2 separate regions of the Homo sapiens genome follow, and region 1 is linked to region 2. Evidence: chromatin loops called from intact Hi-C (ENCODE). Cell type or tissue: heart left ventricle. All regions are shown on one strand. Each heading gives the region's core, and the rest is flanking DNA. Links, peaks and the distances in the headings are about the cores only. Region 1 overlaps TECRL (trans-2,3-enoyl-CoA reductase like). Region 2 overlaps TECRL (trans-2,3-enoyl-CoA reductase like).

What was found. Hi-C counts contacts between places; a loop is a spot of excess contacts. Peaks named below come from ENCODE experiments on the same cell type or tissue, not always from the same donor. Only the 100,000 strongest peaks of a DNase experiment are listed, where the experiment ranks them.
Region 1: it touches region 2 in a loop (7-fold over the local background); 1 of 110 quality-filtered maps calls a loop at or near these places.

The regions. Positions count from the first base shown.
Region 1 is chr4:64,320,003-64,335,713 of GRCh38, forward strand. It overlaps TECRL (trans-2,3-enoyl-CoA reductase like), which reads right to left. Exons shown (of 12, transcript NM_001010874.5): 3 at 8,510-8,554; 4 at 2,687-2,790. Among named protein-coding and RNA genes, the nearest start is that of TECRL, 82 kb to the right of the region's middle. In heart left ventricle, for the core only: no CTCF peak of the experiment used is centred there; no DNase peak of the experiment used is centred there.
Region 2 is chr4:64,385,669-64,401,379 of GRCh38, forward strand. All of the region lies in intron 1 of TECRL (trans-2,3-enoyl-CoA reductase like), which reads right to left. It also overlaps the pseudogene RNU6-191P. Among named protein-coding and RNA genes, the nearest start is that of TECRL, 16 kb to the right of the region's middle. In heart left ventricle, for the core only: no CTCF peak of the experiment used is centred there; no DNase peak of the experiment used is centred there; H3K4me3 peaks cover 509 bases; H3K27ac peaks cover 1,102 bases.

The sequences.
Region 1 (15,711 bases), core at 5,234-9,233, 67 kb before region 2:
TCTCTATCTTGACATTGGTGTTAGATACATGAACTTATACAAGGGATAAATTGTATAGAATTACACATTAACTCATACATACATGAATTAATACAAAAATGGTGAAAACTGCATAACTTTAATTAATTAACAGTCTTCATATAATGAGAATTGTTATATTTTCATATTAATCTTTTATCCTAAGTTTTTTAGTAAGTTAAATGAGGCAAGATTTTACTCAATATTTTGTAACACACTGTTAGTTGGAGAAAAATATTAAAATCTTAATTTTAACCTTGCTAAATTAGATTATTTCCCTATTATATTATTTATTATAGGAACAAATTTTCATATTTTTCAATGAACAAGAATGTCATATGTGGTAAAACATTACTTTTGTTGCATAATTTAGTTGATCTGAAATGGGTGTAATTGCAATGTAATGTGTATATTTTTAGCATTTAATAGAACTGACTCATTTGGAGCAAAAAGATGTGTGATCCATGGGGTTGATGTAGAAATATCCAGCCTATTTGCAGAGTTCTCTTTGTCACATAGATGATTTTCCTCTCAAACAAGCTATAATTTTCTAGTACAATTGTCAAATAATTCCACTATAGTGTGTTTTCTTCTCAGTGCTTATCCAAGTGATGAAGCTGAAATTTCTAATGATTTAATGGTTTAATGCTGCTCACCCTGACACAATTTCTGTAAACAGAGTTCCCTTTTCGTTGTAAATGTGGACAAAGACCCTGTGAATATTTTAACCTTTGAAGACCAAACACTCTTTTCTAAAATCTCTTTAAGCAAAGGTCTGTAGACATCACATTTAAGTACAGTATTAAAACTTTATTTGCAAATGCATGCATCGTCTATAGGTTGTTTTCTAAACATTAAAATGTGCTTCACAAGAATTCATAAGGTTCTAAACTCAATCTTTAGTGGTACAAGTTAGTACTCAAAAGCTCAATATACTTTGGAAAATAAATCAACTATTTTTTTTCATTTGATATTCATTTATTTGTTTGTTCAAAAAATATTTATTGAGCTCCTTACTGTACTGCAAACACGACCATAGAACATTGGCAGCTTCTTTTCTCACCTTTGTGGGCATATATACTACTAATTTCTTAAAGTTTTTCACACAGAAAATATTTTCTTAATGAAAACATAAAATAGAACTCATTAATTACATGGGAAATATATCTTAAAAAGAAAGACTGTTAGAAAATATTCACAGATGTAGCAATATTTTAATTAATAAATTTAAAATTAAATTTGTGTTAGATTAAAATTAACAAATATTAATGTATAAATTATCATACATTTGTAAAACTTACAAAAATTGGTTGTTTAATTGTAAAGAAACAGCTCAAATCACTATGAATGGTAATGTTGATTGATTGTTAATTGTGGCAAAAAGAAAAGTCATTTTGAATAGAAAAATATTAAAAGTAATCACAAATATGGAGTGGAATGTAAATGCAAAGAAAAACTTTCATAGTTTAAATAATACAAATAACAGAAGTTTAATGTAATTGAAAGAAAAGGAGCTCATTATTCTTTGTATATCAAAACTGTTTATTAATTTTTCACTGCCTCTGTTACTAAATATCATATTAACATTTCCTCTTGCTGTTGAAGCTATTCCATTGATTTATTCTATTACCCATGAGTGTTTCAATACTGTGCACTAGTACCAAGTATTTTCACTGCCTCTTAACCCTCTATGTCTTTTCAATGTCGTCCTCATTCATCTAATGCCATTTTCAAATACCATGATTTTAACACCTGCTATTTTCCTCCAAAAAGAGCCAAAATAATATTTTCACAGGCTGAAGGAAGTTTACTTTTTCATGGTCAGTTGCCAAAAGTTTGTTTCTCTGCCTGAGAACCTCCTTTTTAACTGGATATTCTATACTCTTCTCTCCAGTGTCAAAAGAATCTGTGATGTTCCTAGATTACTAGAAGGAAAAGGTAAAGAGATACCATGTAAATAACAAAGCATAGGTGGAGCAGATGAAACCAGCCCAATAGTCCCATAGACAGTTATTTTTGGATAAATGTAGAAATTGACCCCTATTACTGTTAAAGTTTGAAACTTGTATCTGTTCTACCTAAGCTCATTCCTCAGGAGAGAACCTTCAGCTCTCTCAAAAGAGTATCAAAGAACTGAAATTCATCAGATCACCCCACCAGATGCCTCCTTGTCCCTCCCTAGTACATGTTTTCTTACACATTGTTACATTTCTTCCCTGCTATATAAACCCCTAGTTTTAGTCAGTCAGGCAGATGGATGTGAGACTGAGCTCCCATCTCCTCAGGGGCAGCTTCCAACTGAAGCCTTCTTCCTTGGCAATACTTGTCATCACCATCATTGGCTTTCTGTGCAGTGAGCAGCAGGACCTAGACCGAACCTCTGGTATTTTGGTAACAAAGTTGAAGCTCCCAGTAATAGAGTGGGTTGACTTTAAAAAAAAAAAAAAAAAAAAAAGGAACTTATCTTCCTTTTTCAAAACTGTGGTTTTTCTATTGCTCCAATACTTGAGTAGAACTTTGGCCACTCGTCATAGTAAGAATAGAAAATTAAAAATACCTTTCACTACATTTTGTTTCGCTATGAGTTTATTTGATAGAATTAATCTGTCAATAAATTATTTAGAGCAAAATATGAGAAATGTATATTACATTTCAAATTAACACTTACTGTGGTCCAACTGACTTGTTGACCTAGGTCTGTAGCATACAGTGTGACAATGGAGGAAGCTGCAATACTTTGAATGGTAATGTAGTCCTTCAAAAAAGGCCCGCCTAAAATAAAAATAACAAGAAAATTTTATTTTAATACAATTTCTTAGCATAACGATAAAGAATTTCTTAGTGTAAAATCAGTAAAAGCTAAAGATTAATTTAATATGGAAATTACAATGTACAAGAAATCTTCAAAGTAAAACAAAATGTGAACAATGCCATTTTATAACATATATCTAGCAACTCTTCAAATGCACAGTGGTTTCCCAATACCATCTACCCAAAATTTAGACTACCATTAGTTACTATCCTATTATTTCTGAGAACATGTTATATTAGGACCTAAACAAATAACATACAGGAATTTTTTTAAAGTGTAATTTTAGGACAGGTGTGAAGGCTCACATCTGTAATCTCAAAACTTTGTCGAGCTGAGGTGAGCAGATCGCTTGAGCCCAGGAGTTCCATCTTGGTGACATGACAAAACCCTGTCTCTACAAAAAAACAGAAAAAAATTAGCCAGGCATGGTGCTGTGTGCCTGTAGTCCCAGCAATTCAGGAGGCTGAGGTGGGAGGATTGCTTGAGCCAGGGAGGTCAAGGCTACAGTGAACTGTGATCGCTTCACTGTACTCCAGTCTGGGCGACAAAGAGACCCTGCCTCAAAATGAAAACAAAACAAAACAACAAAAAGTGTAATTTTGAGTGTTAGTAGAACTACACCTCAACTACTTTCTAAATGATTTTATAAGAGCATAAATTAGTGGTGGATAGATGAATGGTCCCTCCAAAGCACCGGGAGAATGGTGTAATTTATCTTTTTAAAATATATTCTGGATGCTGTGTGAAAAATAGAAAGAAGGGAAGCAAGGTGATTATTTAGGAGACATTTAAAATTAATCCAGCTGGAGCTGATGTTTGTTGAGATTAAGGTGGTACTGGTGAGAATGTTAAAATGTATCAGTTGTAAATATATTTGGAACATAGCCTAGATTCAACTTCTTGATCAGCTGATTGAAAGGAGAAGATTCAGTGAGGTAAAGACAGTTAGATTTTTGGCCCGAGTACTTAAATGCATTGTAATGTCATTAACTGACATGAAGAAGACTACAGAAAAAGCAAGATCTGAGGGTAAAATTAAGAGTCCTTAAGGTATTTTAAGTGTGTGGTATCTCTTAGACATTCAAGAAAGAACTGACAAATAGGCAGCAGGGTAGAAGTGTGTGTAGATATTTGAAAGTCATTAACATTTAAAACCGTGGGGCTTCATGAGATTGTTTGTGTATTCAGCATGGAAAGAAAGGAATGAAAACACACTAAGGTTTCCAGTATTACAGACTTTAGACATAGTAAGACAAAGATATAACAAAGGTTACTTAAAGGAGCTACTCATAAGATAGAGGTAAAATAAACATAATTGACTCCATTCTTAAAAATAACCATCAGACAAGTCTGGAATGTGTATATGGGAAGATATGTAAAAAAATATCTTTTTAAGCACTATTTATAATAAAATATTTGAAAAACACTTAAATGTTATTTAATAAGGTAAGAGATAAATATTTTGTTTTATTTAAAGAAATGTATACCAAGCAGGAAGAAAAATGAGTAGACTAGAGCTCAAATACCAAAATGGATTAATCTCTCAAATATAATCCTATTATTGTTGTTATTATTATTGTTATACTTAACATATGTTATTTGTGATTTATATTATCTACATCATTAAAAGGCATCATTCCAGTCTCTATTTTTGAAATAAATAAAAAAAGTTAATTTGCATCTACCATTAGATGATCTTTCAGAATCCAAGATATCTGCTTATATTTATAATTAAAGGTCTTTTAAAAGGAAACAAAAAATATACAATTATTGTATATTACATTTGAAGGCAGAAATTTGATAAATCCACTTTTAACAGCCAGATAATTTAGGTGGTCATGTTAATGTATATGGTTCTCTGGGTACTTTATTGAAAACAATTTCATAGTTATATTTTAGAAATTTCATGTAAATTGATTACTATTTGTAAAATACATACATATATATACATATATAATTACATATAATTTGGTATTGCTTTGAAAATGTGAATGTAGTCCTGTGTTTACCTAAGAACACATGTGTGGTAGGCAGATTTCTTAGATAATCCTCAGGATTTCTGCTACCTGTATAATCCCTGAGGTTCTGCATATGATATAGGCTATTACTCTGTTGATTAAATTATATTGCATGGCTTTAAAAAATGAGATTATCTAGGTAGTCCTGATTTATTGCATGAGTTTTTATAATGTGTGTGCAGAAATCAGAGACAGAGGAATTCAGAGATCCAGTGCATTGGGAAGATTCACTGTGCTATTGCTGGCTTGAAGATGGAGAAGGTCAACGTCAAGGATACAGGTGGCCTTTGAGAAAAGACAGCCACCTCTAGGAAGTGACAGCCAGCAAGAACACAGGAACTTCTTCCATGCAACTGCAAAGACCAAACAAACAGACAAACAAACATAAAATGCAAAAGGGTGCTCTCACCATTATTCCATCTGCGATGAGCACCCTTTCTGCAGAAAGTAATAATTGCCTTGCTGAGAGAATTAAATTTATGTTTGAGTGCTATTTCTTTGGAGCACCAGGGAACAAGCATTTCCAACACAAACTCTTCCAATAACACAAAAGAAGATGGAAGTGGCTTTTTGTCAAGAGTCTTCACATGAGAATTCAGTTCAGTCAACACTCTGATTCCAGTCTTATACAATCCTAATCAGAGAATCAAGCCATAATATGGCTTCAATCTAATAAATGATAGTTTTTTTATACTGCTAAATTTGTGTAAATTTGTTACATAGCAATACAAAACTTTCACAATATGGATCAAGGTGAAGGCTTTGATATCAAAATTGTCAGTAGTATTAAGACAATTATGTATAAGAACAAGAAAATGTTAAAAAGGACAAAAAATTCAGCTGGCTTTGTATCACTTGAAAGTGTGCTGAAAATATGTTTCCAATATACATCTATTAGCACCCTTAGAAAAGGGGTTAGTTTCTACCCTTCTATCATGCTTGCCAACTTCAAAGAACAGATCATTGGCATTCTATTTTTAAAATGTGGTCCCATGAATATGAGATTTTGAAAAAATGACTTGATAAAATCTAGATGTATCAATAATCATAGCGTTCAGACTCAAGAAAAAGGGACCATTGTCCTTGGCTTTCCATGATTATGTCCCTTATCAAAGGGAGAGGAATATATAGGGCCAAGAGGACAGGAAATACCTAACTAGATCCCATGACATATCTTTCTAGATCATGCTTCAGCCACTTAAGGGCCCTGAATTTCCTGACCAAATTAACACAAGCACAACCTGGTCTTTGGATATTCCCTCCCAAGTATGGGCCTGGAACTGGGGTACACAACAAACCTAGTGGTTTGTCAAGACTATTGTATAAAGGATGTGGATGGAGCTTTGATGTATTGCTTGGAAACAGTGATGGAAAAAAATCTATTTTTTCTATGTAGAAATCCAATCATTTTAAACATTAGAAATTTTCCCAGTCCTTCCAGGACATTATAAAGCATATTAATAAAGGTAGGAATATACAAAATATTTTACTTACCAGATTATATGACAGATTTATTGTAAAAATTGCTGAAATTCTTCCCCATATGCACACCATATACAGTATGACCTTGTAGTTCTTCTCAGTGATAGCTGTTCTCATATTCCCACCCCTTGAATATGGGCTAACTAGTGACTTGCAGGACAAGTGATCATTTGCTATTTCCAAACCTGGGCTTCAACAATTCTTTAGTACCTCTGCTCATTTTTATACCTCTACTCCCAGCTTGTGAGTAGTCCAAACTATTTTGCTGAGGGGTGAGAGACCACATTGAACAAAGGGAATTTCATGAAAGTTGTGGTTATTGTAGACCAATCATTCCCTAACAGCCCAGCAGCTCACTGCAGCTGCATGCATGAACCTATCCAAGTTCAGCTAAATATAGCACAGCTCAGCAGAGACACAGAGCTAAAGAACTGGTTAAAATTTTACCCATGAAAATCAATGCTTCTATTTTATTTGTGTTTTAAAGGTTTCTTTTGTGTGAGGAAACTATAGAAGTCTCTAATATTCATATAAGATCAATGATTCTAGTACGTATATTTTGGGAGCAAATGTATAAATATTAAGACCCTGCTTTGTTTTGGTATTGCCTTTTTTTCTTCTTAATATTAATAGTTATGACTAAGATTGATGGAGCAACTAGCCTGTGCCAATCATCATATGCATTATAAACATATAAACACTAACACTTTAAAAATGATTTAAGTGGTTTTTTTAGTTCTGCCATATAAAAGAAGACCATGTAGGCAAGTAAGTATGAGAGGGTCAATCAAATGTAGAAATCTGAATCAATCCAAATGAGCTTTGGATTTTGATTTCTTTGCACCATATCTCACTAAATCAGTTGACTTTTTTTTCAAATACATCATTACAGTTCTTTTTAAGGACACTGCGACAACTATATTTTACTCATCTCACACCCCATCCTGGTACACTCAACTAGGTAAATAAATTTGGGAGAAAAGGAATATGTCATATTCACCAGAACACTGAACTAACAGAAATTTATCAGTCTCTTAATAGTGTCCTTCAAATGGAAGTTACATTTGACAATGTTGTCTGTGACACTCTTTGAGGCTTCTTTGTGTAAGAGTCAATTTCATTTCATATATGTCAACATCCATGTATTGAAAGGCACTTATGTGCTGACATGTGCTAGGCCCTATGAAGGCAAAAGTAGATGAGACAATAATTTGTCTTTCTTAAACTCTAGGTAGGTGGGAATTTGTCTTGAACATTTGAGCAAAAATAAATTTGAGAGAATCAGAAAAGTGTGGCTCCTAGAAATCTTGCATATTTCTTTGTTTTGAACATACAGTTCTCAGAGAACGATTAAATGTTTAAGACAGCAATGAAAACACTCGTAACAGTTTCGAGAGACTCAAAGAAATAATCATTTGTCTTTAAGTGCATGTAATACCTAAGAGAGGGCAACCTAAATATTAGGAAAAGCAATAGAAAAAAAATTCAACTCATTATTTATGAAAAATTGGGAGATTGAAATTCCTTAAGAGGTACCTCCTATAGATTTACTATTAAAGGCTTTTTCATTCTATCCTGAAAAAAAGTACATGCTACCCACAGCTTTCATTAAAATTTTAAACTCCAAATTTAAAATAAAGTTGATGTAGTGTCAGCAACAGTAATTATTGGTAGGAGCCATTTTTAAGTGCATTTATTGATAAATTTCTTGAGATCATAGGGTTTAAAAATCTGAGAAATTTGAGGTTTAATAGTGGGCATAATGCTTCTTCTCCAAATTCATTAGTTTTGTTCCTTATGTCACTTATTCTGCTTTATAACAGCAAAAAGAAAAAGAAAAAATTGAAAAAGCTAAGCATTAACCTTAAGAATATATTATGGAGCAGTAGAATGAGAAGGTGACCAGTTAAAGCTTCACAGACGACCAGTTAAAGCTTCACAAACAAAAATATTTTAGTTTCAGAATCTGCTTCTAAAACTCACAGACAGTGAATATGTAAAAAATACCTATTTGAGACTAAATTATTCATTTATAAAAGTGGAGCTCTAGTTTGTTGGGCGAATCAATTAAATAATACTAATATTTGTATATTTGCAAAGTGATAAGTGAATGTCAGCTTTTGAAAATAGAAAAGGGATTATAAATTAAATAAACACATCAGTGAAAAATGCTTCTTACCACATTCTAGCTGCAGACCAACTCGAGAAGGGTACCACTTTGGACCTATTCAATGAAAAATAACATTTAATTGTCAGAAAAAGTGTAACTATAGCTTATAAAACTAACTGTTTCCATGGGAAGACCATTTAGATCTAGGAAGTAAATAAAATGGGTTATCTAGTGTCAGAAATAGAAATAGTGGTTACCTTTTGTAGGGTACTGACCAGCAATGACGGATAGTGACTGAGAGAAAGCATGAGGAAAGCTTTAAAAGTGGTAAGTTTCTGCTTTTTGATTTTGGGACTTGTTATATAGGTGTGTTCAGGTTTTGGACATGCATCAGGTAGTATGAGCTATGACTTGTGCACTTCAGTCTATGTAAGTTTTTCATCAATAAAAAGCTTGAAAATATTTTATTTAAAATTGGGAACTTTAATCTCATTTCAAATTCATCTAATATTTGCACCTGAAATTGGGTTATTTTCTCTATCAAGAGTAAATACTAAGATGTCTATCAGAATTATATGTATCATTGACTTTTAATATTATGAGTTTATTGGTCATAGCAGAAGCATCACTTGAAATTTTCTTTTTGTACTACCGTTAGGAATAAAGAGAGCACTAAATAATTCTGTCGCTATAGAAAAATCAAATCATCTTTATTATACACTGCCATAATGAAGAGTTGATTCACAATTATCAGAATATAACTTTATCTTAAAATAAATTCTATACTATCGTTTTAAAGTCTCCATTAAAAGTTTACTTCTTAACTTTGAGATTAAACTTTAAACAAATTTACCACACGTATAATAAATTTTTAAAAGAGTATTTTTAAAGGAATTTTCCACAATTATCTTCTTTTTTTTCAATACATTCATGGGAGAAAGCAGAGATGACTCAGGACTAGAAAGGGATGAGAGTGCTTCATGGAAATGAGAAACCATGGACAGAGCCTCTATTAATAGGTAATATATTACTAGTTGAAAGAAAAGAGGAAGTTCGGATGAAAAATATATGTGGGTAATTTTAAGAATATATTGTATGTTTTACCTTCTAAAGTCTATTATGTGTGGGTATTGTAAATGCATACACTGACGTAAATTTAACTATCTAGAAAATATGTTATTTTCCTAAAACTAGTAAATCAAAACATAAAACATAGCTGAGAGATGCTACTTAGAGATAATTAGCTCCGTGACTTTCTATAGCCAAGTAATTTTATTTGGTTAAAAATTATATTGCTTTGATTACAACTTTTCAATGCATTTACAATAATAATAAATAAATACCCCAAATATAGCCGTGATATTAAAAGTCAAATTAATATACTCAATTATTAGTACTTTTTAAATAATAAATATTTGTAAGATTGAATATAGTACAATAAATGTTGAAAGGCCACAGAATGATACATAAAACTCTTATTCTATTTTATAAGGGAAAACTGAGGGTTCTACTTTACTATTTTATTGTACTATTTACTGTACTATTTACTGTACAGTAAAATAGTACTATTTTACTGTACTATTGAGGAAAGAGAAAAAGGAGAAACTAAAAATGAAGAAAAAATCAGAGAAACATCTATCATGGCTTAAAGTAACCAAAATATGTTTATATGCTACCTAAAATAATAAAGTCATAATGTGCTGCTTAGCAACACCTGATTATGCATTGAATGCAACAATGTTAGAAGAACCGTGAAGTGTCTGGTAGTCTTAACAAATTTACAGAAATAAAACCTGCCAATTTATTTTCTGAAATATGAACACTAAAATGAATTGAATGTTGACTCTTGTAATTCTAAGACCTTACAAAACTCCTGTTTGGAACTGAACATTAGCGACCTCTTAAGGATACTTAATGATTGACAGGATATATATGGTCATTGCACATGTGGAAATTTAACTCAATATTGATCAAAAGTTCAAATGTTGATAGCCCATAGGGTGGTGTTAACATTATAATAGGAGTAAAATATATCTCAAGTAAAAAAGATGTTAATTAATGTTAAACTTTAATTAATCAGCTGAGCGTGGTGGTTCACACCTGTAATCACAACACTTTGGGAGGCCAAGACAGGAAGAATACTTGACCCTTGGAGTTCAAGACTAGCCTGGGCAATATAATGAGACTGTCTCTACCACAAATAAAAGTTTAATTAATCACAAAACTTTATCCCATAGAAAGAAATAACAAAGGTGAATATCACTGAATTCATATTAGACTATAGCTGATCCTCCCCCCAAATAAAGTGATTAATGGGAGAAAACATTCTAGTTGTCAAGAAAAACAGAATTATATTTGTTATTAACTAAATTTGAAGCATGCAGTCAATACAATAAGAATGGCAGTTCTATTCTAAACAAATACCACATCCTAAAGATGAACATATTTTATTTCTGGCAATATAGACACGCATATAACTATTATTCTTAGATAAAATATAACTTTTATGCATAGAGATCACAAGACAAAAAAGGAAAACCCAATTATAGGAAATAATCAAGAACCTGAGAAATAATTCAGTAAGTTTTGGGGTTTACACAATTTCTTTGGTTTTCTTGCACATTGGGAATCTATATAAAGCCCTAGGCCAGTACTAGTGTTGGTATTGATTCCTATGCACAGATACACATATTTAATTAAAAGAGAGAACTAGAAAGAAATTCACCTCCAGTACAGGTAAAATATGTCAATCTCTGCCTGTTCAAAGATAGAAAATATATATCCCCTGAGAATTTGTAAACAGCCACTGGTGCCATATTAGGTTTTGATGCTTAAGTATATATTATAATATTACTGTCAGGTTTTTGGAACACTCTCATTGAAACTTTAGTTGTGTTCCACTAATGGTGATCTCAAGCTGTAATACTTCTGGGACATCTGGCCCTAGAAAAAATAACCCACTGGAGGACTATGCATTCAGTTTAGGTAACATAGCTTAAAACCCTCAAGTAGGTAAACTTACAATTTAAGTTTTAAAAATCATATAAAAACTAATCCACCATCAGACAGTGTCCAGGGACATGATAAATAATAAGATTAACTCAAGAGAACATCACAAATATGGAATCTCATAGAAAGTCACCTAAATCACTTAAAGATGATTGGAAGATTTAAAATAAAGAATCAAAAATATTAGAAAAACATGGTAGTGCAAAAACCTACAGGATTTTTTGAGAAAAGATCAAATAAAATTTATTGAAATAAAACCTTTTGTACCTTATGATTAAAATGTAATGGAATGATAGTGTAGTCATGCAGAACAAACAGAAGAATTAGTCAATGAAAGGATGAGCCTGAAGAACCTACTCAGAAAGCAGAAAGATAAAGGGATTCAGAAAATATGAAAGATAGATTAAAAGAAATAGGGACCAAAATTAAATGATATAACATGTTCACAGGCATCCACAATAATAAGCAAAAAAAGTCCATTAATTGCAATGACAAACTACATATTCCATCTCATCCATCCCTCCTGCTGAGAACAACTGAAAAAGTATGAGAAAATATTTTATCAAAATCTCCACAGAGTGGTTAAGAAAAATAAAAAGAATTAGGGAACCAAGATCTGGGAGACAGGAGAAGCTCAGAAAGCTGAGTCTAGCAACTACCCTTAGCCACATTCCCCTAAGGGTATCTGTTTATATTGGAAGAAGAAGCTAAGAGGCGAGGAAGCTGAGCAGGGCTTTTCACACACCTATGAGCCTAATGGGACAAAAATCAAACTTTATGCACAAAGAGAAGCCCTGGTAAAAGTCCGCAATTTCAGTAGTTACCCTTAAATAAGGATGAATCAGAAATCAATCAATTCTTAAAGGAAACTAAGCTCAATTTTGAGTCATCTCCATCCCTGTTTGAATTAAAGTGATCTGTAACCTCCAAAGTCCAGCCTTACTGCTGGCAGAGGCAAATATAAATCTTCTCTGGAAGGAGATCGCTTCTTTATTCAGACCCTATAATTATCTCTAAATTTTTTCATATATAATACCAGGCCTCAATAAAATAGAACGAAGAATGCTAGAAGACAAGACATGATGAAAAACCAGGGGGAAATTAAAAAGGTATTATAGAGATTCACCAACAATTCAGATAAAGTTTTCATACACAATTAAGAATAACTATGATTGATATAAACATAAAATACAAGACAGAATTATTTGGAAATCTAGAAACTACGGAAAGAAACACAGACATTTTGGAACTGCAAAGTATAGTAAGTGGGTTTATGAGATATCATTTAATGGTAGAGAGAAAAATAGTGAACTGGAAGTTGGAAGAAAATATCCCAACTAAAGCAAAGAGAGATAAATATGTGGAACGGGAAAGGTGTAGGATATATACATGATGAGCAATGAAAAAGTACATCATTCTAATATATGTGAAACTGAAGTGTGAGAATAAAAAAGTTAAAGAAAAGTGAAAAAGCTATATATTGAATGATATGATGGCTGAGAGTTTTCCAATACTGGCAAAATATATCAAGATAAATATTAAAGAATTACTGTAAATAACTATATAGATATATAAAATAAAATGTACACATACACATATATTGATATATAATTAAAGACATATGATGACAAGATCTATATACTGAATATATATGTAATGAAAACCAGATGTAAGTATATAATTGCTAAACCATTTGAAACAATAATAGAAAAATATTTTTAAAAAACAGATTAAAAAACAAAAAATGTCATAAATATTACCAACAAATTAATGGCAATTAAATTAATAGAAGAGTTCTAAAGAGCAATATAAGATATTGGCCAAATAGCTTTTAAATGAAACACTATTGAAAGAAAATGTAAAATAAGGACAAGTTTAATTTGACTAACAAGTCTTACTGTCAATAGAACACGTCTTTCCGTCATTAGATTAACATCTAAAGGACCAATTTGAGAAAAAGAAGTTGATTTCAAGAGAAAGCGATGAGATGATGAAATAAATAAAACAATATTGAGCAAAATTCTGGCATGCATATGGATAATTCTATACAAAAAAGCAGAATATCTTATAATTTGATTATATACAATGTGATTATAATACTACTAATAATGTATGTGCATATGCAAAAAATATATACAACCATAATGTACAAAATGGGAAGTATTCTTTGACTTTAAACCATCCTGCAAATTTAGGAAGAATGCACAAAACAAAATTAAGGAATAGGAAGTATTAGTTGGGGAATGGAATGCTAAATAGGAAGTGTCATGGCATGAGAGAATGTCCTGGCCGGGCGCGGTGGCTCACGCCTGTAATCCCAGCACTTTGGGAGGCCGAGGCGGGTGGATCATGAGGTCAGGAGATCGAGACCATCCTGGCTAACAAGGTGAAACCCCGTCTCTACTAAAAATACAAAAAAAAAATTAGCCGGGCGCGGTGGCGGGCGCCTGTAGTCCCAGCTACTCGGGAGGCTGAGGCAGGAGAATGGCGTGAACCCGGGAGGCGGAGCTTGCAGTGAGCCGAGATTGCGCCACTGCAGTCCGCAGTCCGGCCTGGGCGACAGAGCGAGACTCCGTCTCAAAAAAAAAAAAAAAAAAAGAAAAAGAGAGAATGTCCTGTGTAAATTGCATTGTCACTTTGAATATGTTATTTTATTAGAATTGTTATACTCCTTCTAAACAGTGGAAGCCTACAGACCTAAGAAAAGGGGCAGGCACATGAATTCTTGTCTTTCTTCTTAAGTAATAAACATCAAATATTACCCAAAATTCTTCCTTGATGTGCTAAAGATATTGGCTGCTGATTTAATATTGTTAAATTAGCTGGGTTTATTTTGTTAAAAAAGATTCATTTAGTACAATACTTCACTGGGATTAAATAGACCATTTTATTCTCTGTAAACCATTTCTTTGCAGTCTTGTAAATGCTACCTACATAATTAAGTGATCAAGCCAGAATGAAACCAAGGATGCCAGTGAGACATTTAATGGTTTAGTATGAGATGTATGATAGTGTTTATCTATCTGAAAAATGAGAAAACTATTTCCGCTCTCATTCTCAACAACTAAAAGTGTTTAACACTGAAACCAGCACCAATCAATGTCTATAATTTTGCTGACCTTGAAAAACAATGCAACTGCTAAAGAGTTTACTTTTACAAAGATAGAGTGCACTAACACAATATAATCAGCAACTGCAGAAAAAAGTTTCTATAGGAAAACAAAGACATGCTTCTGGAAATGGAAAATTTTAAAGCTGCACAAAATCTCTGAATTATACAATAAAAAATAGGATGAAGGAAGGATGCATAAAGCAACAAGCTGGTTGCCTGTGATACGAAGCACAAAGCAAGAATTAAGTGGGGCAGGAAGACAGATTGCAACCAAACTATTTATTTATGCTCACTGGTTAAAATTTGTAACCAGTGTGCTCACTGAATTACCCAACATCATCTAAGGAAGAAGCAAGATTGGTCATCATAACTATGTCCCCATTTACATTAGATACTATCCGCTGTGCAAGTCTCCCAGAGGACCCTTTAACTCAGTGACAGTCCTCCCAATTTTACTTTGCAGAAACAGTAATCAGACCTGATTGTCCACCTCTTCATACCTTCTCAGATTTTCCAACATACTTTAAGGCAGGGGTCTCCAACCCCTGGGCCACAGACCAGTCCTGGTCCCTGGCCTATTAGGAACCTGGCTGCACAGCACATGGTGAGTGGTGGGCATGTGAGCAAAGCCTCATCGGTGTTTACAGCCATTCCCCATTACTCACATTACCGTCTGAGCTCTGGCTCCTTGTCAGATAAGTGGCAGCATTAGATTCTCATAGCAGCACCTACCCTATTGTGGACTGTGCATGTGAGGAATCTAGGTTGCATGCTCCTTATGAGAATCTAATGCCTAATGGTCACTATCTCCTATCACCCCAAGAGGACACTGTCTAGTTTTAGGAAAACAAGTTCAGGGCTGCCACTGATTCTACATTTTGGTGAGCTACATAATTATTACATTATATATTACAATGTCATAATGATAGAAGTAAAGTGCAAAATAAATGTAATGTGCTTGAATCACCGTGAAACCACTCCCTACATCCCCTGTGTGTGGAGAAATTGCCTTCCATGAAACTGGTCTCTGGTGCCAAAAAGGTTGGGGACTGCTGCTTTAGGGCACTCATGATCTGTCTTCTAAATCATCAAATTCCACTCCAAAGAGTCCTTCATTGTCCTGCTATGATATAAAACTTTTCTTCCTCTT
Region 2 (15,711 bases), core at 6,987-10,986:
GGGGACTGAGCTCTCAAAATGGAGCAGTGCAGCAGCTAATTTGAGTCTTAAGAGATGTGTGGAACGCAATGTGAACTCCCTCTCTGGAATAATGTCATCGTGTGGACTCCAGGCAGCTCCTTATACTAGTCTTGGGGCCCATGAGGGCTGAGGGGCTATCCCAGGGCTAGGATTAGAGGAGTCCATGGTGAAAATGTGTACCATTGGGAAACTCTTGCTTACCTTTTCCCCACACTTGGTTGGGCTTCTTGCTTTACTTTCTTCACCTTTCATGATTCAGAGCTTTCATGCCACTTTCCTGCTCAATTTCAGTGTTCTCTCCTAGATGCCCTATCCAACCTGTGATCATCTATCTGCTTTGTGATTCAATCCTTCCTTGTATAGGAAGCAAATGTCAGGTGCCTCTAGTCAGCCATCCTGAAGCCCACATATAACTTTTGATTCCCCAAAAGCTTGATTACTAATAGCTTACTGTTGACTGGAAGCCTTACCAATAACATAGAATCAATTAACACATACTGCATCTATATAATTACAGCATTATTAACCATTATAAAGCATATAATATGTATTATATATGGTATTCTCAAAGTAAGCTAGAGAAAAGACAATATTATTAAGAAAATTATAAGGAAGAAAAATTATATTTACTGTTCATTAAGTGGAAATGGATAATCATGAAGGTCTTTATCCTCATCATCTTCATGCTAAGTAGGCTGAGGAAGAGGAAGATGAGGGTTTGGTTGTTGTCTCAGGGGTGGTAGAGGTGGAAGAAAATCCATTTATAGGTGGACCCATGCATTTCAAACCAATGGTGTTCATGAGTCAGCTGTATGCATATATATATGTCAGCGTAGAGGACAAAGTATGGGAAGTGATTTTTGGATATGTAGTTTTTCCTGTGTAATTTTTCTTTTGCTTATTAGAGGATTTATCCTTCATTGTCTTTTAAGCTCTATTTTTATGACAGATATTAATACTTATGCTGTTTTTCAAGGTTTATATTTAATTAAGAATTACTATTTCAAGCCAAAATGGAAGCCTGTTACTCAGGCATAAATTATTAAAATCAATTTGTTTTGTTTTGCGTTATTTTATAATAGGCTTCATTTTAGAGCAGTTTTAGGTTCACAGCAATGTTGAAGAGAAGGACCAGAGATTTCCAAGGTACTCTTTGCCTTTACACATGCATAGCATCCCCTATTATCAACATCTCTCACCAGTATGGTACATTTTTTACAACGGATATATCTACAATGACACATCATAATCCCCACAGTCCACAGTTTACAATGGGGTTCACTCATGGTGTTGTACGTTCTATAAGTTTGGACAAATTTATAATGACATATATCTAACATTATAGTATTATGCACAGTGTTTTCACTGCACTAAAAATCCTCTGTGCTTCACACCCCATCCCCACTGGCAACCACTAATCTTTTAGCTGTCATCATTGTTTTGCCTTCCCAGAAAGTCATATGGTTGAAATCATAGTATGCAACCTTTTCAGATTGCATTTTTTCACTTAGTAATGCACATTTAAATTCCCTGAATGTCTTTTCATGGGTTAATAGCTTATTTCTCTTTAGTGCTGAATAACATTCCACTGTCCCTGTGTAACAGTTTGTCCATTCACCTACTGAAAGACATCTTGGTTGTTTGCAAGTACTGGCAATTGTGGATGCAGCTGCCATAAACATCTTTATGCAGATTTATGTGTGGACATAAGTTTTCAGCTCATTTGAGTAGATACCAAGGAGCATGACTGCTGTACTGTATGGTAAGAATATATTTAGTTTCGTGAGAAACCATCAAATTGCCTTCCAAATGGCTTTACCATTTTGCATTCCTAAAAGCAATGAATGAGAGTTCCTGTTTTTCCACATCTTCCCAGCATATGATGTCAGTGTTCTGGATTTTGGTTTTTCTATAAGGTTCACAGTAATATCGCATTATCATTTTCCTGATGACATATAATGTAGAGTCTCTTTTTGTATATTTATTCGCCATTTGTATATCTTTTCTAGTGAAGTGTCTGTTAAGTTCTTTGGCCCATTTTGTAAAAGGGTTGTTTGGCTTTTAATTTTTCTGTATCTATTGATAAAACTATGTGATTTGTTTTACTTTATCCTGGTGATGTGATGAACCACATTAATTACTTTTTAAATGTTGGACTAGTCTTGCACAAGTATGATAAATTTTAAGAGTTCTTTGTATATTTTATAAATATATATTACATACATATATGTCTTTTATCAGATAAGACTTTTGCAAATATTTTTTCCAGTTTGTTTCTTGTCTTTTTATTTTCTTGGCACCAGTTTGGTACTTATTTTCATATAGTAGAAATTTTAATTTTAATGAATTCCATCTTATTAATTTTTTTTCAAAAGATCTTTGCCAAATCCAAGGTCATGAAGATTTTGTTGTTATACCATAAGAGTTCTATAGTTTTGTTTATAGTTTTAGTGTAGTTTATAGTTTTACATTTAGGTCTGATATTTATTTTGAGTTAATTTGTGTGAAATGTGTAAGATGAGTCTAAATCCTTTTTTTTTTTTTTGCATGTGGATGTCTAGTTGCTCCAGCACTATTTGATGAAAAGACTATATTTTCTACATTATGTTGCCTTTGTTCCTTTGTCAAAGATCAGTTGACTGTATTTAGATAACTTTATTTGTGGGTTTTCAATTCTGTATCATTGATACATTTGTTTTTTCTTTCACTAATATCACATTTTCTTGCTTGCTATAGCTATAGAGGAATCCTTGAAGTAAGGTGACGTCAGTTCTTCAACCTGGTTCTTATTTGTCAATATTGTTTTAGCTAGGCTGGATCTTTTGCCTCTTCATATATACTTTAGAAACAGTTTGCTAATATGCACAAAATAACTTGCTGGGATTTTAGTAGGGATTGCATTACATCTGTACATCTATTTGGAAGGAATTGACATCTTGAAAATACTGAATCTTCCTATCCACTAACATAAAGTATCTCTCCATATATTTAGTTCTTTAGTTTCTTTCACATCCAGAGTATTTTAGTTTTCCTCATGCTGGTTATGTAAATGTTTTGTTAGATTTATACCTAAGTATTTTAATTTTTATTAGTAATGAAAATTACATAAATACAAATAAATAAATATAAATAATGTGAATATGCATAAATAACAATTACACATGATTGTTTTATATATAATTTTGAATTGCTCTTATTCATTAGTAGGATATACAATATAGTAACATGACTGACTTTCATATATTAACCTTGTATCCTGAAACCTTGCTGCAAATCCATCATAATTCCAGGGGTTCTTTCTGTTTTCTTTTACTGTTTGTTTCCTTGGGTTTTTCCAGACCAATTATTTCAGATATTCTACATAGACAAACATGCCATCTTCAAAGACTTTTAATTTTTCCTTGCCTATCTGTAAACTCTTTATTTCCTTTTTTTCACATTAGCTAGAACTTCCAGTAAGATGCCACACAGCAGTGGTGAGACTAAACATCCTTTCCTTCTTTCTGATCTTGCTGGGAAAGTTTTGAGTTTTTCACCATTAAAAATGACGTGACCTGTAGGTCTTTCGGAGATATTATTGATGAAGTTGAGGAAGTTCCCCCTCTATTCCTACTTTATTGAGACTTTTATTATGGAGGAGTGTTGGATTTTGTCAAATGATTTCTCTGTATCTGCTGATAAAATTGTGTGATTTTCTTTACTTTATCCTGGTGATGTGATGAACCACATTAATTGCTTTTTAAATGTTGGACTAGGCTTGCACAAGTAGGATAAATCCCACGTGGTTGCAAAGGATACTTCTTTTTATACAGTGTTAAATTCATATGCTAATATGTTGTTGAGAATTGTTACATCTATATTTTTGAGGGATTTTGGTTTGTGATTTACTTTTTTTATAAGCCCTCTGTTTTTGGTGTCAGGGTAATGTTGGCATCATAGAGTGAGTTAGGAAATATTGTACAAAATGATTGTAGAGAATGGGTGTGATTTCTTCCTTAAATATGTAGTAGAATTCACCAATTAATCCATCTGGTCCTGGTACTACTGTTTTGATAGATTATTAATTATTGATTCAATTTTTAAACAAATATATGCCTATTCAAAAATGAAAGATAATTTAAATTGTTCTTGGAAACTGAAAATTGGTGACAAATTAGGTTATTTTAGCAAATATTTGTTCTATCCCTCCTCTTTATTAGAAAGGGAGGGCTGGTGGACATTGGACTTAGCTTTTTGGTTTGCTTCAGCCAATGGAATATGAACAGAAGAAGTATGTCCATGTTAAGCCTTGCTTTACAAAGCATTATAAATGTTCATATACCTGGGAGCTACTGACTTCTACCTGATGAGTGTATGTTCTCAAAGCTGCTGGTTCTTACTGTTTTAGTTTTGTCCCGGTATTTGCCTGTTACAGGTCTCACTTATCTGGCTTAGAAGCCAGGCAGCTACAATTATTCCAACTGAACAAACACATTAATAAACTTTGCATAAAAAATTGAGGCTCCTTACATAATTAAAGTGAATGAACTTTAGCACATGAATTTTGGAGTAAGTATTTTTGATGCAAAGAGACTTTGTTTAACCTCACAAGGTTATAAATGTTCAAATCGCTGTGTTCCCTCTCTGGGCATTTCTCTCAGAGGGAATGTTTTATATCTTCAACATGTCAAAGTGGAGCATGATCATGTAACTTGATTGGCCTGTGAAATGTAACAGGAAGTTACAAGTTTAGCATATAAGCAGAAGTTTTAAGAGCCATTATGAGTCCACCACATTTCTGTTCATTCTACTTGGAAACTGACAATAATAAAGACAAAAGCTGTTTAATTTAATCTGCTCCATAATGAATAGGTCTTTGAGGAAAGCTACAGTTCATCCACATTGAGCATGTCATATAAGTGAGCATTAGACTTTTGTTATTGTACATTATTGATTATTTGGAGTCATTGCTTACTTTAAACTGAGCAGTCCTCTTATTAATTATATTGTCCAAGTAGTGTGGTTTTATTTTAAGATAACTAGAATAAATCTACTGACGTAAAGAAACCTCACATCCTATATCCCTGAGAGATAACAGATTTAAAATTGATTTCAAAAATTTAGAGCACTTCAAATTTTGAAGTGATGGTCATATACTTATTTTTCCTACTTAAAGATTTATGTTACAGTTTTTAAAATATGACAAATATGAAATGAGTTTCAAGCAAAAATAATTAGGGAGGAAAATCAATTTTAGAAAGTTCATATCACTAATGAATTGTTTGACATCAAACCACAGAGATAGAGGCTACAATTATTTCTGCATCATTGGCTCACTGTCCTCATAAATGCTACCACGTATTGCCAGCCACTAAAAATGATTGCATTACTTTTTAAATTTAACTATGTGGATTGCATGCTCTTGGAAGAATTTGTCCTCAACGTATAAACAAATTCAGAGTATCTGACATTAGAGAGAACAATGAAAATTTTATCATTACATATGTCTGAAATTCTAAAAAAAGTTTGATGATTATATGAACCATGACGGTTCAACACATAATTGAATTGCTTTGGTGATCCTATGTAAAAATAGCTTATGTTTTGTCAAGGAAGTTGATCTCACTCATTCCCATTACTTTGAATGCCATATATTTTCATATTCTCAAATGTATATTACCAGCACCAACTTGTTTTCACAGCTGCAGACTTACACATACAACTGGATGTTTAACCAGTCTGCATGATTGTCTCAGAGTAATTTCAAAGTTAAATGACCAGAACTGAGTCCTATATGTATTAGGCAAAAAACTGTGTCTACCCCATTAATAACATCAACACTCAAACAGTTTTTAAGCCAGAATCTTTACGTCAACTGTGATAATTCAACTTAATTATCTAAGAAATCTCATCATTCTTTTGATACAACTTTATATATTTAAGATAAGCTCATTTCTGCTGTCTCTATTCTCAATATTATTGACTAGAGATCCTAGTATATAGTAGGTACATTCATTGAAGACATTAACAGAGACTGGATAGATTAACTCATATAGCCAGTTTATTGAATGCTCTTATGTGAACAATAAAACACTTTATAAATATGCCTCCCATTTTTAAATGAACTATATGACATTGATATACAAGCAATAATTTAAGAAGAAATATGTTACAATGATATAGAAAGCTGCTGTCACACTGTCTTTGTTACAGGTTCTTCTAATGATTGAAGGATCTTTAAAAATAAACTGACAAAATCAAGAAAGCTGTCTTTAATTCAAATTTAATTGAATGCACCTGCTAGAATAGTCTAGGTTGTGTTGCAAAACCCAGTGGTTTAAAACAGTCCATGCTTATTTTCTACACATACTGCATATATATCACAGATTAACTGGTGTATCTGCCCTGCATTCTCCTCACTTTAGAATCTATACTGACAAAGCAGAAGTCATCTGCAACATTGACTGTTTCTAAGGCAAAAGCTAAAAGAAAAGGTAATTAAATTAGGTTAGGTTCTTCCAGCTTCGGTCTGGTGATAAATGTATGCATTCCACCCATATTTCATCAGCACAAAACATGTTACTTCAGGGAGGTAGGTGAATTAAATCCTACCATGTTCCCGTATGAGAACCAGTTAAAAACCATAATAAAAATAGTAATATTTATTTGCGTCTACACTTCTGATCACCAACTATTTAGTCCAATCTCCTTTACATTTTCGAGATACACACAGCATATCCTCAAGAAATGCAAAACCCCTTCTAATCATGACATCGAGCTCAAACTCCAGACTCTCTGAATGATATAAGATATGCCTATTTAACCTAGCAACCTATGAACTAAAAGACATTATCTGCTTTCCTAGAGCCCATTACCTATCCCCAAGCATTTGGGGAGAAAACAATAATTTTAAGGCTTATAAAGTATTTTTTTTAGTCGAGGCTGATAGATATTTTGAATTTAAGACTTAAACTCTGCTTTTATATTTATTGTCTGTCAGCTTCACAAGCTTTCATATAAACTCTTCTCTCCTGAAATGTATTGCTGTAAGCATCAAATTTTTATTGGCTACCACAGGTGGTATTAACAACTTTTTTCTAGATCAGCAATTTCATCAGGCCTATGCTGTACTTTATAAGTTACTATACACAACACTTTACAAATTACCACAGCATGACCTGGATTTTCATCTTTCCAGCTTCTGATGTTTTTCTCACTACTCACAAATGAACAATTAAGCCATCTCTACATCATGTAAATATGTCTTCCAGCACCACCTCATTCCTAGCATCAAGTTATATACTAGTCACTCTACTATCCTGCTTAGTACATAACTTGGTGCTAGGAATGAGGTGGTGCTGTAGTATCATTTGTGCTTGACTAACAAACCCCGAAGTCCCAGAATCTGGAAATAATAGTGATTGGTTGATGATGCTACATTTCTACCAATAGTTCAGTCTGTTTCCGTTACCAAAATCTGTGATATAATTGATAGTAAACCTATTACCTAGAAGGCTTTTGGCATTTAAAGTAGAGGGGGGAAAATATTCTGAATTCTCCCTGACTGAAATCTTTGGCAAAAAAGGACATGCATCACTTAGTTTTACATTTTCTTATTTGCAAAACACATCATGTGATCATACCTAACTCCAAAGGGATAGAGGTGATTCCAAATCCAAATGTGATTTTGACTGCAAAGGGGGGGAACATGAATTTCTTCCATGTGTATGGAAAGATAAATAATGCTCCTGCCTTATCCATCAGAATCTTGCAATCACAGAGATGTTCGAATGGAAAAGTTACTTTCAAAATTAATTGTATAATAATTTTACAAATTCCTCCTTGTAAGAGGAGTTGTTTTGATTATACTGCCTTCCTAAGGACATTAAAATTGAAAACAATATGAGGATATTTTAGTTTCTTAAAATATATTTTATCAGACTTAGAGTTCATAGCTTTCCCATTTCTGCTTCTATATTGAGTAGTTTTACTATCTTACAGAAAATAAATATTAATATAATGAATCTAATATATTTATTGTTAATACATCATATATGATTGTATTTAGAAATTATAGACTCAAGGAAGAATTGTTAAAATTAAAAAAATTATTATCTGGAGTGTTCAAGAAGGTCAGAGTCCCAGTTACGATTACAATATTTTCTCTGAGTCTTACATAAGAATCCATCATGCATATTATTTTTATTTCTGAAGAGCTAGCTAGCTAGATAAAAATAAAATGTTACATACATATTTTAAGCATTGTGTATATGTCTAAATATATGTATATATATAATGCTGTTGGAAATTCAGACTTTTTTGGAGTAAGAAAATTTGATAAGTAATGTAATTTAGTTTTTCCTTCTTCAAACAAAATATGTTCTCTCCATCTTTAACCAAGACATTCATTTCTTGGGCAAAATAAGATAAATAAAAATGGTCAGCTCATCTGATGTTAAAAATATACTATCAACTATTTTCTTATGTGAATTATAACGTCACTTTCATTACCAACATGACCTGCTATGTATAGTGACTGTAAAATCATCATTGCAGATAATAATAAAAATTTCCTCTCCACTGCAGTATGGCAGGTAGCGTAGCCTATGCTCCTTATGGTATAGAAGAGACAACTATCAAACATAATAGCACCATTTTCCTCATTGTTGTGTAGCTAGATTTTTAAACATTAATTTTATTAGTGTCTTTTGAAAGTTGAAAGCTTAATCTTCGATAATTGTAGTGGACATGCGCCTCCAGAATGTATTCATTCCACAGACTTTAATGTAGAAAAGGCAGCCAAAGGTACTAGTCCTAGAATTTTATCTTTATTAAAAATTTAATTCACACACAATTCCCGTGGCATAAGATATATATTTTACATACATTTTACAAATGAAAATACTGTGACCCAAAGTGGATATTAACAAGGTTATTTAACAAGGTCACACAGTTAAGAAGCTAAAGATAGGTCTTGAACACAGAGTGTTTCCATACTTGTCCTTAACCACTATACTACACTACGTGGTGGAGGAGAGTAAAATGGAAATAGGAAGAGAAAAATTTATTGGGCATTTACTGTGCAGCAGGTACTACTTTACTACGTATACAGATAAACATTTGATCATCAAAAATAACCTTGTGAAGTAGGAAACACTGAGCTCTTTAAAAGATAAAAAAATTGAGATCATGAAATATAAATATTTTCCTAATGTTACAAGTCAAAAAATTAACAAGCATTTTTTTTTTTTTTTTTTTTTTTGAGACAGAGTCTCACTCTGTTACCCAGACTGGTGTGCAGTGGCACAATCTCAGCTCACCACAACCTTTGTCTCCGGGGTTCAAATGATTCTTCTGCCTCAACCTCCTGAGTAGCTGGTATTACAGGCACCTCGTCCACACCTGGCTAATTTTTGTATTTTTAGTAGAAACAGATTGGCCAGGCTGGTCTATGTTGGCCAGGCTGGTCTCAAACTCCTGGCCTCAGGTGATCCTCCTGTCTCAGCCCCCCAAATTGCTGGGATTACAGACGTAAGCCACCGCTCCCAGCCAAACGTGAATTTTTTTAAGCCCTGTAAATTATGTATTTTACCCAAATTATATTTTAATACTTAATCAATTGCATACATTTACCATTAACCTAAGTTATAAAAGTTACTTAACATTGTCATAAATAACTGCTCATTTATTAAATGCTAATTTTATGAGGAAAGAAAGTTGTCACTAGATCATTAGATAAGTTTGAGCACAAAACTTTAGTGAAAAGGAACAACTAACACGATCACAATGTGTTATATTTAAGTACACACTAAGATCACAGAACCAAGTTAGCTAATGATTTGACAGATTCATTGTCAGACTACCAAAATGTATTGATATCATGTAATCTGGACTTGACTTCTAAAATAAGCATCAAACAAAACCATAAAAAGGGCAAACTGAGATTATTTCCCCAAAATACAAATACATTATATAAGAAAAATCTTTATCATTTTTTTCTATTTAATTTTTATTGTAGGTTGAGAGGGTACATGTGCAGGTTTGTTACGGGGGTAAACTGCATGACACAGGAGTTTGGTTATTTTAGCTTAGTATGAAACAACCCAGGTAATAAACATAGTAGCCAATAGTGAGTTTCTTATTCTTACTCTCCTTCTACCCTCCACCCTCAAGTAGGCCCCAGTGTCTATTGTTCCCTTTTATGTGTCCATATGTAATCAATGTTTAGATCCTATTTATAAGTAAGAACATGCAGTATTTGGTTTTCTGTTCCTCAGTTAATTCACTTAGGATAATGGCCTCCAGCTTCTTCCATGTTGCTACAAAGGACATGAGTCTGTTTTTTTATGGCTGTGTAGTATTCCATGGTATACATGTATCATGTTGACTATATCCAGTCTATCACTGATGGGCATTTAGGTTGATTCCATGTCTTTGCTATTGTGAATACTGCTGTGATGAATATACATGTGCATGTATTTGTCTTTCTAGTAGAACAATTTATATTCCTGTGGAAATATGAATGGAATTTCTGGGCTGAATGGTAGTTCTGCTTTAAATTCTTTGAGAAATCTCCAACTGCTTTCCTCAATGATTGAATGAATGTACATTTCCACCAGGAGTACATAAGTATTCCCTTTTCTCTAGAACCTTGCCAGCATTTGCTAATTTTTGACTTTAATAGTAACCATTCTGACTATTAATGTGTGATGGTTTCTCATTGTGGATTTGATTAGCATTTCTCTAATGATTAGTAATGTTGAGTATTTTTTTCATATTCTTGTTGGTTATATGTATCTTTTCATGTCCTTTGTCCATTTTTAAATGTGGTTGTTTGTTTTTTTGCATGTTCAATTGTTTAAGTTCCTTATAGATCTTGGATATTAGACTTTGTCAGATGCATAGTTTACAAACACTTTCTTCCTTCCTTAGGTTGTCTGTTTACTCTGTTGGTAGTTTCTTTTGCCGTAAGGGACCTCTTTAATTTCCATAGGTCCCAGTTGTCATTTTTTTATTATGTTGTAATTGCTTTGGGAGTCTTCATCATAAAATCTTTACCAGTTCCTAGTTCCATGATTGTATTTCATAATTTTTTTTCCAGGGCTTTTACAGTTTTAGGTTTCACATTTGAGTCTTTACTCCATTGTGAGTTGATTTTTGTATATGGCGACAGGAAGGTGTCCAGTTTCAGTCTTCTGCATATGGTTAGCCAGTTATTCCAGCACTATTAAGTGAATAGGAAGCCCTTTCCCCATTGCTTGTTTTTGTTGACTGTGTTGAAGATCATCACACTATCTGATTTCAAACTGTACTACAAGGCTACAATAACCAAAACAGCTTACAAAACCAGACACATAAACTAATGGAACATGAGAGAGAACCCAGAAATAAAGCCACACAGCTTTATCTATTTTGTTTGAACTCTTATATTATAAAACAACAAAAAAAAATTTATCTTGAACTTTTTTGCTAATTAGTGTGTCATGCACATTTTCAGGTTTCTATGTAGGGAGATTGCCTTCATTCATTATATACCCAAACAGTAAAATCTAGGTTAAACTAAATTTAACTAAAATAAGTGAGAATGGAATGTCATATTTATTTTCTCTGTAATACCACACTCTAAATTTTATTACCACTGGATATATAAGTTTGCCTAACCTATGTGGCTGTAAGTACCTTTGAAAGGAACTACAGTACATTTATTAAGTTTTGATACATACATGGTCCTAAGATGAATGTTTAGATCCTCCTAAAACTAATATGTTGAAATTTTAACACCCAGATGATGGTATTGGGAGGTGGCGCCTTTGTGAGGTTATTAGGGATTAGCACCCTTACAAAAGAGGCCTGAGAAAACTCCCAGACTACTTCAGCCATGTGAATACACAAGCAGAAGATGGCCATAAACTATGAACCAGGAAGCTGGCCCTGATTAGGTACTGAATCTGCTGGTGCCTTAATTCTGGATGTCTCAGCCTCTTGAACTATGAGAAATATTTTTTCTTTTTTTACCAACCAGAAGAAAAATACAGAACACTTCACGGATTTGTATGTCATTGCTATATAGCAGCCATGCTAATCTCTTTATTGTTCCAATGTGCTGCTGAATCTAGCACAGATTTCTGTTGTTTATAAGCCACTTGGTATTTTATATTTTTGTTACAGTAGCTCAAACTGACTTAAACACAGGGTTGATATTCAGTAAAAATTAAGTTAGGAAAGAAATATGTGTGTGTGTGTGTGTGTGTATTTCTGATAGTTTCAAGTGTGTCCTAAAAAATGTGCCCAATGACTTATATTTAATTTGAACTGTTTTATGCTTATTCCCCAAACACTGTTTATAAACACATATATTAAAAAGTAATTATCTTTAAAAATTTTATTACAATGTGTATATTTCATTAAACATTATTTTATAGTAGTTTGATACATTTAATGGATGTGAGAATTTTCATGTTATTATTAAATTTGTAAATTTGAATTTGTATCTATGTCCTAATTTATTCAAGGCTCTGTGCCATAGCCATTTCCTAGGGAAAATTTTCTTATGGAAGGTTGTATTTCTCAGGTGCGTCTAATGAGAAAACTCATATCATTAAATAATATAGTTTGGATGTTGTCCCTGCTCAAATCTCATGTGAAATGGAATCTCCAATACTGGAGATGTAGCCTGGTGGGAGGGAAATGAATCATGGGGTCAGATTTCTCGTGAATGATTTAATATCATTCTCTTGGTACTGTCCTCAAAAAAGTGAGTGAGTTCTCACAAGATCTGGTTGTTTAAAGGTGTGTCACATCTCTTCTCTCTGTCTCTTTGTTCTTATTTTCACCATATGATACACCTGCTCCCTCTTCACCTTCTGTCTAATTGTAAGATTCCTGAGGCCTCCCCATAAGCAGGTGCCATGCCACTATACTTCCTGTACGGCCCACAGAACTATGGGACAATTAAACCTCTTTCCTTTATAAATTACCCAGTCTCAGGTATTTTTTATAGCAATGTGAGAACAGCCTAATGCAGGGTGAAGTATTGCACACCTGAGAATCTGGAAGCAGCTTTGGAATTCACTAACAGGTAGAGGTTGGAAGAGTTTCGAGAGTTCAGAAGAAGAAAGGAAGATGAGGGAAAGTTTGAAACTTAAAGACTGATTAAATGATTGGGACCAAAATTCTGATAATGATACGGACAGTGAATTCTAGGCTGAAGATGTCTCAGAAGAAAATGAGAAACTTACTGGGAACTGGATAAAAGGTCACTTTGCTATACCACAGCAGAGAGCATGGGTGCATTGTGCCCATGCCCTAGGGATCCGTGGAACTTTAAACTTGAGAATGATGCAAGCGTGTGTAGCCTGCCTTATTTTGTTGTTGTTGTTCTTGTTTTATTTTGTTGTTTTAGGCTTGAAGCAGCCTGTAGACATGGTTTTAGTTTCTGTCTTCAGTGATAAGCATAAAAGAGAGATAAAGAAGAGGCTTTACTGGCCCAACCAGACAAACAGAAACTCAGAACCCACGAGTGTATTCTCTCCCTGGGACACCTCTGGTTGTGGAATAAATTTCTAAGCAGCAAAGTGTTCAAGATGCACACTGGCTACTTCTCATAGCCTAATTTCAGATGCAGTAGCAGAAGAATAACTTGAAGTTGGAACTTATATTTAAAAGAGAAGCAGAGCATAAATGTTTGCAAAAAAAATGTAGCCTGGCCACACGGCATAGAAAAAAAAAGAGTTTTTTGAGAAGTAATTCGAGCAGGCTACTGAGCAACCACTTGCTAGAGAAATTTGTGTAACTAAGAAGAAGGCAAGTGCTGATAGCCAAGACAATGAGAAAAAGGCCTGGAAGGCATCTCAAATATCTAAGAGGCAGCCCCTCCCACCAGAAGCCCTGAGGCCTGGGAGAACAGAATGGTTTCCTGGGCCAGGTTTTGAGCCCTGCTGCCTTGCCTAGACCCAGGACACTGCTTTTGCCTCCTGGCTGCTGGAGCTTCAACCCTGGTGCAAAGGGACTTATGTACAGCTTGGGATGCTGCTTCAGGGAGTGTAAGTGGTTTTAAGCCTGCAGGTGCACAAAGTGCCAAAGTTGAGGCTTGGGAACCATTGCCTAGATTTCAGCGGATATATGAAAAAGCCTGGGTGTCCAAGCAAAAGCCTGATGGAGGGGTGGAACCATCATGGAGAACCTCTACTAGGGCAGTGGGAAGCCATCATGGAGAACCACTACTAGGGCCGTGCAGAGTGTGAAGTTGGAGTCTCCACGCAGAGTCCTCACTGGGGCACTGCCTCATGATGTTGTGAGAAAAGGGCCACTGTCCTCCAGATCCCAAGAATGATATATCCACCAGCTTATGTTTGCCTGGAAAAGTTGCTGGCACTCAATGCCAACCTACCAGCCTGTTAGAGCAGCCATAGGGACTGAACCCTGCAAAGTCACAGGAGTGGAGCTATCCAAGACCTTGGGAGCTCACTTTATCAAACCAGTGTGTCTTGGATGTGAGACATGATATCAAAGGAGATTATTCTGGAGCTTTAAGATTTAATTATTGTTCTACTAGGTTTTGGACTTGCATGGACCCTGTAGCCACTTTCTTTTAGTGGGTTTCTCCTTTTTGGAATGGGAGTGTTTACTCAATGCTTGTACCTCCATTGTATCTTGCATGTAACTAACTTGTTTTTGATTTTACAGGCTCATAGGTGGAAAAGACTTGCTTTGTCTCAGAGAGACTTCAGACTTTGGACTTTTGAGGTAACACTAAAATGAGTTAAGACTTTGGGGGATTATTGGGAAGGCATGATGGTATTTTGAAATGTGACAAGGGCATGAGATTTTGGAGGGACCAAGGGCAGAAAAAATATAGTTTGGGAATTTGTCCCTGCCCAAATCTCATGTATAAATGGAATCCCCAGTGTTGCAGGTGGGGCCTGGTGGGAAGTGATTGGATCATGGGGGAAGATTTCTCATGAATGGTTTAGTACCATTCTCTTGGCACTGTCCTCTTCATAGTGAGTGAGTTCTTGCAGGATCTGATTGTTTAAAAGTGTGTGCCATCTCCCCTCTCTTCCTCTTTTCTCCTGCTTTGGTCATGGGAAGTGCCTGCTCCCCGTTAGCATTCTGCAACAATTGGAAACTTCCTGAGGCCTCCCCAGAAGCAGATGCCACTAGGCTTCCTGTACAGCCTGCAGAACTGTGAGCCAATTAAACATCTTTTCTATATAAATTACCCAGTCTCAGATATTTCTTCATAGCAATGTGAGAATGGCCCAATGCAACAAATATAAGGGAAAACATAATAAGTTTGCCCAGTGTCACAACCTGGATAAGTGTGTGAGGTGGCTGAGTGTCTTAAAGCCTAAGCAGATCCCAATACTATCTTGCCTCCCAAATGTGGCAGTCTTGAACAAGCTCACACAAGATTTCTTCTCCGTTTTATAGAACTGTCTTCAGGGTTTCTACTACACATTTTATCTTCCACGTAGTTGACAGATTTAATTTCTGAAAGGCAGATCTGAAAAAAAATGATTACCCTGTTCAAAGAAAAATAGTCCAAATGCCCTAGCAAGGCAATCAGGCCCTCTCTGATCAGCCCCAGCTATACCATTTTAATCTCAGTTTGCTCTGTTTTGAAGTATCACACCATGTACTTAATTACACCAACCCAGGAAGCTTGGCTTATTACTTTCCTGCCTCTTTTTTTCTTGGATATGCTAAACT